Linked DNA regions of Homo sapiens: region 2 is linked to region 1. The links are chromatin contacts, found by Hi-C or POLR2A ChIA-PET in ENCODE. All regions are on one chromosome and are shown on one strand. The core of a region is the stretch at or near the end of the contact, and the rest is flanking DNA. Distances in the headings are between cores, read along the strand shown. Region 1 holds the start of HIF1AN (hypoxia inducible factor 1 subunit alpha inhibitor). Region 2 holds the start of STN1 (STN1 subunit of CST complex).

The links. A loop is a pair of places that touch in the nucleus more often than their neighbours do. ChIA-PET counts read pairs that join two places held with the same protein, here RNA polymerase II (POLR2A). Pooled maps may share reads with other maps.
Region 2: a map of naive thymus-derived CD4-positive, alpha-beta T cell shows a loop between it and region 1 (15-fold over the local background). The contact joins the promoter of STN1 here to the promoter of HIF1AN in region 1. A Hi-C loop is called at or near these places in 1 of 168 maps with a recorded cell type or tissue (naive thymus-derived CD4-positive, alpha-beta T cell) and 7 of 50 pooled maps. POLR2A ChIA-PET finds 5 or more read pairs at or near these places in 1 of 52 experiments (MCF 10A).

Annotation. Positions count from the first base shown.
Region 1 is chr10:100,531,748-100,537,780 of GRCh38, forward strand. It overlaps HIF1AN (hypoxia inducible factor 1 subunit alpha inhibitor), which reads left to right and starts at 4,196. Exons shown (of 8, transcript NM_017902.3): 1 at 4,196-4,388; 2 at 4,664-4,914. The coding sequence starts at 4,212. RefSeq lists enhancers at 3,956-4,045, 4,116-4,175.
Region 2 is chr10:103,914,661-103,920,803 of GRCh38, forward strand. It overlaps STN1 (STN1 subunit of CST complex), which reads right to left and starts at 3,524. Exons shown (of 10, transcript NM_024928.5): 1 at 3,440-3,524; 2 at 2,802-2,996. The coding sequence starts at 2,934. RefSeq lists enhancers at 2,986-3,315, 3,175-3,820, 3,451-3,745 and a silencer at 3,486-3,835.

The sequences.
Region 1 (6,033 bases), core at 2,946-5,445:
TTTATTTATACATTTATCAGTTAATGGACATTTGAGTTGTTTCTGCTTGTTTGGCTATTGTGAATAATGCTGCTGTGAACATTCTTGTATAAGTTTTTGTCTGGATGTATGCTTTCTATTCTTTTGGTTATATGCCTAGGAGTAGAATTGCTGGGTCATAGGGTAACTCTGTGGTTTAACTTTTGAAGAACTGCCAAATTGTTTTTCAAAGCAGCTGTGACATGTTACATCCCCATTAGCAGTGTGTGAGAGGGTTTCAGTTTCTCCACATCTTTATCAACACTTGTTATTGTCTCTTTTTAGTATCACCATGCAAGTGCCTGTGAATGGTACTTCATTGCAGTTTTCATTTGCAGTACCCTGATGACTAATAATGCTGAGCATCTTTCCATGTGCTTATTGGCCATGGTATACCTTCTTTGGAGGAATATCTGTTCAAACCCTTTGTTCATTTTTAAATTGGTTTGTCTTTTTATTGTTGAGTTGTAAGGATTCTTTATGTATTCTAGATACAATTCCCTGATCAGATACACAATTCATAAATATTTTCTCTGACTCTGTAGGTTTTTTTGCTTTTTTACAGTATCATTTGGAACCCTGTGTTTATCAGGAAGGGGTGTTGGGGTTTGTCAAAAGCTTTTTCTGTGTCTATTGAGATGATCATGTAGGGTTTTTTCTTTTACTAATATAGTGTATTATGTTGATTATAAATATTAATCAATAAAATATTGATTACTACATGGTGTGTTATATTGATCATTCTGAGATGTTGAACTGACCTTGCATTCCTGGAATAAATCCCACTTGGTCATAGTATATAATTCTTTTATATGGTGTTACACTGAGTTTGCTAGTATTCTGTTAGGATTTTTGCATCTATATTCATAAGAAATATTGGTCTATAGTTTTCTTTCTTTCTTTTTTTTTTTTTTTGAGACGGAGTATCGCTCTGTTGCCCAGGTTGGAGTGCAGTGGTGCAATCTCGGCTCACTGCAAGCTCCGCCTCCCAGGTTCACGCCATTCTCCTGCCTCAGCCTCCTGAGTAGCTGGGACTACAGGTACCCGCCACCATGCCCGGCTAATTTTTTTGTATTTTTAGTAGCGACAGGGTTTTACCGTTTTAGCCAGGATGGTCTCGGTCTCCTGACCTCGTGATTCACCCGCCGTGGCCTCCCAAAGTGCTGGGATTCCAGACATGAGCCACTGCACCCAGACCAGTGTTAATTTTTTAAAAAATGTTTGGTAGGATTCATCAGTAAATCTATCTGGTCTTGAGCTTTTCTTTTTCTTTTTCTTTTTTTTTTTTCCTGAGATGGAATCTTGCTCTGTTGCCCAGGCTGGAGTCAGTGGCACGATCTCAGCTCACTGCAACCTCCGCCTCCGGGATTCAAGCGATTCTCCTGCCTCAGCCTCCCAAGTAGCTGGGACTACAGGCGTGCACCACCATGCCTGGCTAATTTTTGTATTTTTGATAGCGATGGGGGTTTTACCATGTTGGCCAGGCTAGTCTCGAACTCCTGACCTCAGGTGGTCCCCCCGACCTCGGCCTCCCAAAGTTCTGAGATTACAGGCATGAGCCACTGTGCCCAGCCTTTTCTTTTCTTTTGAGACAAGGCCTAGCTCTGTCTCAAAAGGCTGGAGTGCAGTGGTGCAATCTCAGTTGACTGCAACCTCCACATTCCGGGCTCAAGTGATCCTCCCACTTCAGCTTCCCGAATAGCTGGAACTACAGGCGTGCCACCATGCCTGCTAATTTTTTTTTTTTTTTTTTTTTGGCTGGGGGGATTTGGTAGAGATGGGGTTTCTCCATGTTGCCCAGTCTGGTCGCGACCTTCTGGGCTCAAGTGATTCGCTTGCCTCTGCCTCCCAAAGTGTAGGGATTACAGATGTAAGCCACCATGCCCAGTTTCTGGGCTTTTCTTTATGGGATGTTTTTGATTCCTAATTCAATCTCTTGTTACAGGTCTATTCAGATTTTCCATTTCTTCTTGAATCAGCTATTATAGCTTGTGCCTTTCTAGGAATCTGTCCATTTCATCTAGGTTCTGTAATTTTTTGACATACAATTGTTTACAGTATGTCCTTATATGCTTTTTTTGGGGGGTAAAGTCAGCAGTAATATCCCTGTTTCATTACTGATTTTAGTTCTTTTAATCTTCTTGATCTTAATTAATTTATTTATTTTTAGTAAGACAGGATCTTGCTCTGTCATCCAGGCTGGAGTGCAGTGGCATGATCATGGCTCATTGCAGCCTGCACCTCCCAGGCTCAAACAATCCTCCTACCTCAGCCTCCCTAGTAGCTGGGACTACAGGCATGCATCAACGCACCGAGCTAATTTTTAAAATTTTTTGTAGAGATGAGGTCTTGCTATGTTGCCCAGGCTGATCTGGAACACCCAGGCTCAAGTAATCCTCCTGCCTCAGCCTTGAAAAGTCCTGGGATTACAGGCATGTGCCACCATGCCTGGCCTAATTTATTTTTAATTCCCAAGGTTATGAATTAATACATTCTTGTAAAAATTCAAACATTCAGCCTGAGCAACATGGCAAAACCCTTTCTCTACAGAAGGAAAAAAAATTAGTCCGGCATGGTGGTGTGTGCCTTTAGTCCCAGCTACTTGGGAGGCTATGGTAGGAGGATTGCTTGAGCTGGGGAGGTGGAGGTTGCAGTGAACCAAGATTGCATCACTGCACTCCAGCCTGGGTGACAGAGTGAGACCCTAGCTCAAAAAAAAAAAAAAAATTCAAACACTGCAGATAAAATGAAAGCCTTGATTGCCCCCTGCAGCCTCAAACACTTCCACAGAGGTAGCCCTATTATCGGTTTGGTGTAGCATGGTTACTATGTAGCATAATTACATAGTTAAGCCAGTGCATTCATTTCTATTACTGCATAACAAATTACTGTAAATTTAGCAGCCCAAAACACCAATTTATTTTCTCACATATTCCATGAGTCCAGGTACTGGTTGGCTGAGTCCTCAGCTCAGGGTCTTATCAGGCTGAAATCAAGGTGTTGGCTGGGTTAGCGATCTCATCTGAGGCTCCGTGTGTGTCCTTTCCCAAGTTCAGTGGTTGTTGCCAGAATTCAGTTACTTGCATTTGTAGGATTAAGGTGCCCACTTTCTTGTTGGCTGTCACCCAGGAGCCTTTCTCAGCTCCTAGAGTCCACCTGCCATTTCCTGCCATATGGCAGTTTGCTCCTTCAAGGTGAACAGGACAGCTGTGCTGTGGCTTCAAATCTCTTAGATTCTGTCTCTGACCTCTAGCCCTGATTTAAAGGGCTAGAGTGATAAGATGAAGCCCACCAGGATAAATCACCTCTTTTTGACTGCCTTAAAGTTAATTGATTAGGGACTTTAATTACATCCTTGTCATATAAGCTAACCTAATTACAGGAGTGATGCTCTATCATATTCACAGTCGTGTTTTCTTTTAAGGGGAGAAATGTATACAGGATGTGTACACCGTAGGGTACAAATCTTGGGATACATCTTAGAATTGGGCCTCTCACAGCCAGCCATAAGAACTGTCCAAGTAAGCAATAGAGGTATTAATATGGCCTTTTATAATCAGTATAGATTGTTTGAAAATGTGAGATGTCCATGGTTGGCCTCTAATAACATTCGATTCACGGCAAACATATATTCAAGTAGGAGACATGGTGATATAGGCAGAAAAATCAAATGATGCTAAACAAAAGAAAACTGTCTTTGATTTTGAAAGAATTCAACTTGCTGTATATCTTTTGCCTAAGCCTTCAGTCAGCCTTTGCTCTACATCTACCAATGTGATCACTGCTTTTCCTTCTGACTTCTTTAGGTGGGTCAAGAGTTTGCTTTTCTCCCCATTCATGAGTGTAAAGTTTAATGCCTAACTGAACTTGCTTCCTTCTTTGACTCTTGTGTAGACTCGGGCACATGGGGCAACTTTTTTTGTGTTTTGCTCTACCAGGTCGTCCCTATTCCGTGGGACTAGTGTCTAGCCCCATTTCTTCAGCAGTGGAGCCTAGGATGTAGAGCTGCATACTACCATTAGGAGGCGCACCCTCAGGCCTCGGCTCCGCGTTCTTTATGTCTCTGGACCGCTCTCTCTCGCAGCTCATCTCTATGGTTTCCGTTGGGTGTGTGGTTTTTTTGTTTTTTTTTTTTTGGGGTCCGGAATAGGCGGAGCTTCCGGTTCCGGTGGGGGCCGTCCCTGGCGGCGGAGATGGCGGCGACAGCGGCGGAGGCTGTGGCCTCTGGCTCTGGAGAGCCCCGGGAGGAGGCTGGAGCCCTCGGCCCCGCCTGGGATGAATCCCAGTTGCGCAGTTATAGCTTCCCGACTAGGCCCATTCCGCGTCTGAGTCAGAGCGACCCCCGGGCAGAGGAGCTTATTGAGAATGAGGTGGGGGGCGGGGCCGCGTCTAAAGGGAGAGGAGGAAGGTACCCGGTTGAGAGGTCAGAGGTGAATGGTGAAAGAGATGGGAGACTGGCAGGGCTCTAGACTAGGGCCTATGGGAAGATGGAGAGAAAGGCGAGGAGATACGGAACTTAGGGGTTCGTGCTGATTAACAGGAGAAATTATTCTGAAGTTGAGAAGTAGTTGGGATCATGGAGGCCAACCCACCGGCTCCTTGGCATTACTTCATTTGGTGTTTTTCACCTGTTGTTTTCATTTAGGAGCCTGTGGTGCTGACCGACACAAATCTTGTGTATCCTGCCCTGAAATGGGACCTTGAATACCTGCAAGAGAATATTGGCAATGGAGACTTCTCTGTGTACAGTGCCAGCACCCACAAGTTCTTGTACTATGATGAGAAGAAGATGGCCAATTTCCAGAACTTTAAGCCGAGGTCCAACAGGGAAGAAATGAAATTTCATGAGTTCGTTGAGAAACTGCAGGATATACAGCAGCGAGGAGGGGAAGAGAGGTAAATTCCGAAAGCTTAATTTTCTGTTGGATTTAGGACACTCATTTTTCTTTCCTATACTTGTTTGAAGGTGTGGCAGAATTGGGTCAATTAGAGATTGGCCTCTCCCATCTCTGGATTCCAGTTGAAGGAGTAGTCTGGTCTTCCAGCCTTTAAGGGGTTTGAGTTCTTAGTGGTTCTTGGTGCTACAGCCAGCTAGTTCTGTAGCTTGAGGGATGAGGGAATGATTAAACTTGAGCTATGAATCTCTGGGTTCCCATCTTCTTCCTCATAAAGAGTTAGTTGCCTAGAAGGGTCAGGCAGGTGAATGGAAGGAGTAATATCGTCTGTGTGAAATCAGTGATGAGGCTGAAGGCATAAGCCTTGTTCAAAGTGAGAAGCCAAGGCCGGCGGGGGTGGCTCATGCCTGTAATCCCAGCACTTTGGGAGGCCGAGGTGGGAGGATTGCTTGAGTCCAGGAGTTCAAGACCAGCCTGGGAAACGTGGTGAGAGCTAGTCTCTGCAAAATTAAAAACTAAAACAAAAAACCATGGTGAGAGGTCATTACTTGACTCTGCTTGCTTCAGTTTTGGAGTGCAGTTCTAGGGTTGGGAGATATTCCGATTTTCAAGAGAAGTTCAAAATCAGGATTTTTATTTAAAATCTTTTGACTTTAAATGGAGCAACTAAATCAGATTTAAAGAAAAAAAGTTGCAGGGGGCCAAACAAAAATGTTTGTCACTGGATTTAGCTCTGAAAATGCCTGTTTGTAGCCATTGTCCTTAAGTATTGTGATGACTGAGGATAGTTCAACCTGAAAAGTTGTATAGTTTGTTGTGATTCTGCAGTAAAGAAGGTTAGGATTCTCTAGCTTAGGGAAGATCAGATTAAATTTGTTTTTCCTATCACAACAGCAACACAAGACACACAAGACAGTGATTCTTCCTCTCTGCTTTTATTCCTGCTTATGAGGACAGCCTCTTATGTAGGTCCGAGACAGTATTCAGTCCCACACTATAACACTGCCTCTGGGGAATTGCTTTCGCTCAGTACTTCACGGTGAATTACCCTCTCGCATTTGGTGTCCAACCCTGGGTTTCTCTCTAGTCTCTTGCTTCACTCACTCCTGTTCCTGACTCC
Region 2 (6,143 bases), core at 2,274-4,773, 3.4 Mb after region 1:
TTTTAATGCAAAAAAAACCCAAAAACAAAACAAAACAAAAAGAACCCACACAAATCTAAATACCACCACAATCAAATTTCACAGTATTTTTCTTAGTTCAACTCTAAATTCAAATTTTGAGGAGCTGACGTTTTGCAATCATTTTGCAATGCAATTCTGATGCTAACTACTCAAAGATAGGTTAAATTTCACAGGTGAAGGGCACAGTCCCCAACAATACTGCCCTCATTTGAGTCATGAGTCCCAAGTTTTGTGAGAGTCCTCAGGCCAACTGCACTTCTGACCAACTGGTTATAAATTTGGGGGTCCCCAACACTCCCTCAGGTTTGATAATTTGCTAGAATGACTCACAGGACTCAGGAAGGTGCTATACTTATGATTATAGTTTTATCCATGAAGGATCCAAATCAGGGCCAGCCAAATGAAGAGATGCTAAGGCAGGGTCTGGGAGGGCACAAACACAAAGCTTCTGTGTCCTTGACACCTTGCCCCCTGACACACCAACACATGATTATCAACTAGGGAAGCTCATCTGACCCTCAGTGTCCAGAGTTTTTACTGAGGTCTCATAAGGTAGGCACAATTAACTGAATGATTGGCCACATAACTGAACTCAATCTCCAGCCCCACTCCCTTCCCAAAGGGTCAGACTGATATGATCTGGCTCAAAACCCCCAACTCTCTAATTGAACAGTTGGTCTTTTAGGCATAGACAGCCCCACCCCAAACTATCTAGGGATCCAGCATGAACCACCTGATTCGCATAAATTCAAGTGTGGTTCGAGAGGGCACCATGAATAATGATGACGCTCCTATCACTCAGGAAACTATAATAATTTAGATGTTACCCTGCAGGAACCAAGGGCAAAGGTCAGTGAAATTCTTTATCACACAACACATTCATTTCATATTTTATCATTTTTGGGGTTTGTCTTTGTTATTTTGTTTAAGATATTCTTTGCTGTTTAAACAATCCTAAATTTTATGTAGTCAAAAGTTTTGCCTTTATAGTAAATGGAACCAAACACAACAACAAAACAAAAACCTAGGAGTGGAATTCCCCACCCCCCAGAACACTATGGTATAGTCTAAAGCAGTGGTCCCCAACCTTTTTGACACCGGTTTTGTAGAAGACAATTTTTCCGGGGATGGGGGTTGGGGGAACGGTTTGGGGATGAAACTGTTCCACCTCAGATCATGAGGCATTAGATTATCCTAAGGAGTGTGCAACTAGATCCCTCACACGTGCAGTTCACAATAAGGTTTGCGCTCCTAAAAGAATGTAATGCCGCTGCTGATGTGACAGGATGTGGGGCTCAGGCAGTAATGCTCACTGGCCAACCACTCACTTCCTGCTGTGTGGCCCAGTTCCTAATGGCCATGTACCAGTAGTGGTCTGTGGTCCCAGGGGTTGGGGGCCCCAGGTCTAAAAGTATCCAATCTGTCAGCTGATGTCTGCTTTAACCGTGAGGTTTCATTTTTAAAACACCTTGGAAACATTCTCACCAGTGATAAATCAAAGATCACTGGTCCTGTTTTTGTTGGTTTGTTTTTAACACATCATAAAGTCTTTTGCCTACAGGTAGAGTTAAGCCCCTGTCATGTCCTTGGTACCTGTTTTCTCACCTGCAGAAGATCATTAAGCAAGGCTAGAATTTGGTGTGAATTAATTTCTTCCTGAAGAGATGAGCTATGAAGAAAACCAGACTGGAAAATGGAAAACTGTGGAGGAGGTTGGCTGCCTTCCAAGGGAAAACACAGACCATTTCCAACAATAATTAGGAAATAAAGGTGTGGCGAAAAATCTGTACAAAAGGCATTAGCATAAGGTCATCCAAATATATTTGTACATTTAACTGGAAACAAACAAAACCTTATCTCATTAAAACTGTGGATGCTTGAGATTCTTGACTACTTCTAACTCATAGTTTGTTATTCAGAAGGACCTTGACTGGAAAGCTTCACTCAAAATAGCAAAGAAAGTTTAACCAAACTTCTCAAATAGCACAGTAAACATGTGGCTATTTGTGAATTATTACACAGCTACGTGAATTATTTAAATCCACCCCAAACTATACTTGTTATATTTTTAGGTAAGATAAGCCTATCTCTAGTAGCCACTATTCTAATACAAAAAAAAAAAAAGAAAATTTAAACTTTACATGTATAATGCCTTGTTGCTTCAACTGCTATTTCTATTTGAGGGCCCACTATATGCCAGGCACTGTTCTAAGCCCTGGGATTACAAAGGTGAACAAGACAGATGATGTTCTTCCTCTCAGGGAGTTTATAATATTTTGATTCTGCTTAATTCAAAAGAAAACAAACCCCCTTTACATATCAGGAATCAAAAGATTCCATTACACAGGGTTAAGCTCCATTTTTACAAAGAAACCCAGACTTTGCAGAAGGTGAGTCACATGCCCGGACCAGGTAAGTGGCACATTTAGGAAAGGAGCCAGGCCTAGGAATATCTGGCCCAGCGATCTCTCCAACAGGAGCAGGGCCAAAGAAAAACAAATGAGCATTTTTAAGCATGAAAGACCCTAAATGGAGGTAAAAACCCCAGTACAAAAGTTACTCCCCCAAACACCTACTAAAAAAAAAAAAAAAAAAAAAAAGATTTAGACTGTTTTTTTTACCTTGCAAATAAATGAACTCATGCGAAGGTCCAGGCTAGGTCCCTTTCAAAGCCTGCAGCAGGGAAGGCTCTCCTAAAAGCCTCTAATCCCAGCTTTCTGAGACTTTGGGAAAGGGTGGCAGATGCAGCCCAGGGCATCCCAGGGTGGCTAGCCACATACCTGGCACCTGGCGGGACTCCTTCATGTCCAGGATATCCCTGATGTAGAGTTTTGCAAAGGCTAGAAACACAGGATCCAAACCCCACAAGAGGGAAGGGGTCTCCTCTTCACACCGGCTGGATCCAGGCTGCATCAAGAGGCAGGGCTGTGGCTTCCAGCTAACTCTGAAAGGTTCTGCATCACTGAGTCAAGCATCTAGATGGGACACAGAAATGAGGATGCAATGCGTTTAACGTGGGTCAAAGTGGCACGGCCCTGACGCTGCTCCCAGGTGGGCGTCCAGGACTCCAGGAGGGGTGAACGCAGGGATCCAGGGCCCTGTCAAACTCCATGCCACGGGGCGTGTTAAGAGGCGTTCCTCACGTCAGGACGCCTGCGTTCCTTACGGCTCTCCCGCTGTTCTCCTTCCCACAAAGCACCAACTTCGGAACGGCTAAACATCAACTTTCACTCTGGGAAGATACGTCTGTACAGGCGTAGCAGAAACCGCTTGGGGTCCCGGGAGGAACGGGCGCCCTCGCAGCCCTGCACGTGTTGGGGCATAGTGGATGGGTCTGACTGTCGCTCTGCCCTAAACTTTCCGCTTTTGGGGATGAGCCAAGAAAAGGAGGAAAAAAGATACTAAAAAATGGACCCACTTGTAGCCCCTCCCGCCGCCTGCAGCTCCAGGAGCCCTGAGACCTGGCCCTTCCGGCGCTCGGAGCCGCTGGCGGCGACGACCCCGCCCGGCGCAGGAGCAGTTGGCTGAGGTCGTCTCTGGAGTTCCGGCCTGAGCCCGCCCCCTGCCCCGCCAGGGACCAACCCCGGTCTCCCCGCCAGCGCATTTCCTTTCTGCTGCAGCGCCTCGCCACGGCTCCGCCCCATCTCTCCCGAAGTCCCGCCTCATCCCACCCAGACCCCACCCATCCCGCCGCGGCCACGCCCCATCCTGCCCGAAGCCCCGCCCCATCCCGCCCGAAGCCCCGCCCCATCCCGCCGCGGCCCAACCATCCGCTAGGCCCCATCCAGCCGAAGTCCAGCCCGTTCCGTGCCCCGCCTCAGCGCAGCGTACTTTTGGTTCAGGCAGCGCTGCAGCCCCGCCTTCGTGCTAGCCTCCACCGCTGAGGCCTAGGAGGCGACCTTGAAATTCCTGCAGTTCTAACGCCGCTCTTCTAGTCACCTTTCACCCCTCCTCCTGCTGGTGGCGGGACCCTGAACCTGGGCCTCCTAGAGGTTGGGTCAGGATCAGACTATTTTTCTTTTTGATTCCTGATATGTAAAACAGATAAAAAGTAAGCAGTGCCACGAGTGCATTGTGGCATATTTTAAATGTTCATTTACAGTTGGTAAGTGACCTGACTCACACACTTAGGACTCTAGTTTCACTTGGAGATGTCAATATCTAAATTTGAGCCCTCGAGTGAATGTGAGGTCTTGACTCTGCCAGAGACTAGCCGTGCAAAATCATGACAATACATTTTGTCTCCTTTACCCTTGTTCGGTCTACAGTCTGGAAGGTTGTACACTTAAGAACTTTGAAAAGCTGGCATTTTGGTAAATCATGGCCACCTTGATGGTGCTTAGTCTCCAGAATTTCTATTTTAAAGTGAGGAAAGATAGCCACGTTCCACTCCCATAAAGAGCTACGTTACCCGAGACGTCAGGAATTCTTCCTAATTTACAGAGACTCTGGAAAATGGCAGGGGAGTACAGATCACCCTGGCAGACCATTCCCGGGGGAGGCAGGTGGTGGCCAAAGAGATAATTGCTAAACTATTTATCAGAGAAGGAACTTGGAGCCGCTGGAATGGAAAGTGTGTGTGTCATTAGACCCATGGCATTTAATTACCTCCCCGGCCATTTAAGAAGCTCAAAAACAAGAGTCCTTGGTAAAATACATTGCCCAGATTCTACTGCAATGAACACTAGGAAATGTAGGGTTTAAGATTTAATTAAGAGAAGACACTGGCTGGGCGCGGTGGCTCACACCTGTAATCCCAACATTTTGTGAGGCCGAGGCGGGCAGATCACGAGGTCAGGAGTTCAAGACCAGGCAGGCCAATATACGGAAACCAACCCCCTCTCTACTAAAAATACAAAAATAGCCAAATGTGGTGGCGTGCGCCTGTAATCCCAGCTACTCGGGAGGCTGAGGCAGGAGAATCGCATGAACCTGGGAGACAGCGGTTGCAGTGAGCTGAGATCGGGCCATTGCACTCCAGCCTGGGTGACAGTGTGAGACTCTGCCTCAATTAAAAAAAAAAAAAAAAAAAGAGAGAGAGAGAAGATACCTTCTCTTATAGGAGGAAGGCCCTTGCAAAGAAAACACACCCAGTAGGACAGGTGCTTCCTGCTGACCTGTCAGATGGGGAGAGACAGGTTGAGTGACATTTTCCTGACTGTACACATCTGCTCCAGGGTGAAACCCAAAGGAGGAAATCACTACTAAGTGTCAGAGCCTGAGATGATTTCAGGAATAATGCTCATGGCGCTCAAGGGTAGAGTGTTGGATAAAAGAGCCCTCCTGGACTCCATGCTTACTGCCAGCCTTGGGAAGGACCACACCCAGGTGGTATAAGCAGAGCAGAATGTCCCAATGTCATCTTTTACAATGAAGGGAGGACTCCTTGGAGTCTAAGGGTGTTCCTTTTGATCTGAGCCCCAAACCTGAAGGAGTAGGTTGTAACTGAAACCTAAGGTGAAATGTAGAAAAGAATTTCCAGACTGCAGAAGCATTTAGAGGAATTTGGGAGGATCCTCTTCCCTTTAGTCTCCATCAACACAGATTTCAGGTTCCCCAAGCCACCGCCTGGACGTGTATGAAGGGACTCCTAAAATCCTCAACACTGCAGGGCTCCTCTGGAATTCTGCAACACTGCAAAGCAGATATTTCAAAACCCAGCAGTTAAGATGTAATGCTAGGAACCCATTCTTATAGCTTCTCAATGTGAAACTTGTGAACTTGGTTTTGAAGCATTTGTGACAGAATAGACAATTCTTTCTAGAAAGTTAAGGTTTTAACAAGTTCTTCTGGAAAATGAGGGGATTGAACTGGATATCTCATACCTCAAACTCAAACTATCATGTTTTAAACATGTTTTACACCTTTACAGGTGGAATTGAGTTTGTCCACTTGCAAAGTGGGTTAGATTTTCTGTTTGAAGTTTACAGTTGACAAAAGATTCTCTCTTTGACCAAACTCTAATCAGTCTCCTTGAGTCCTCTTCCCAATTTGTCCTCAACCTTGGCCTATAAAGACATGAACAAATGCTACATAGTTTCAAACAGCTCAAGGCTACATTCCTAGAATGACCCTAGATCCCTTTAAAGTGCCTGCCTGAGAAAACTCAAGACTGCCAAAAG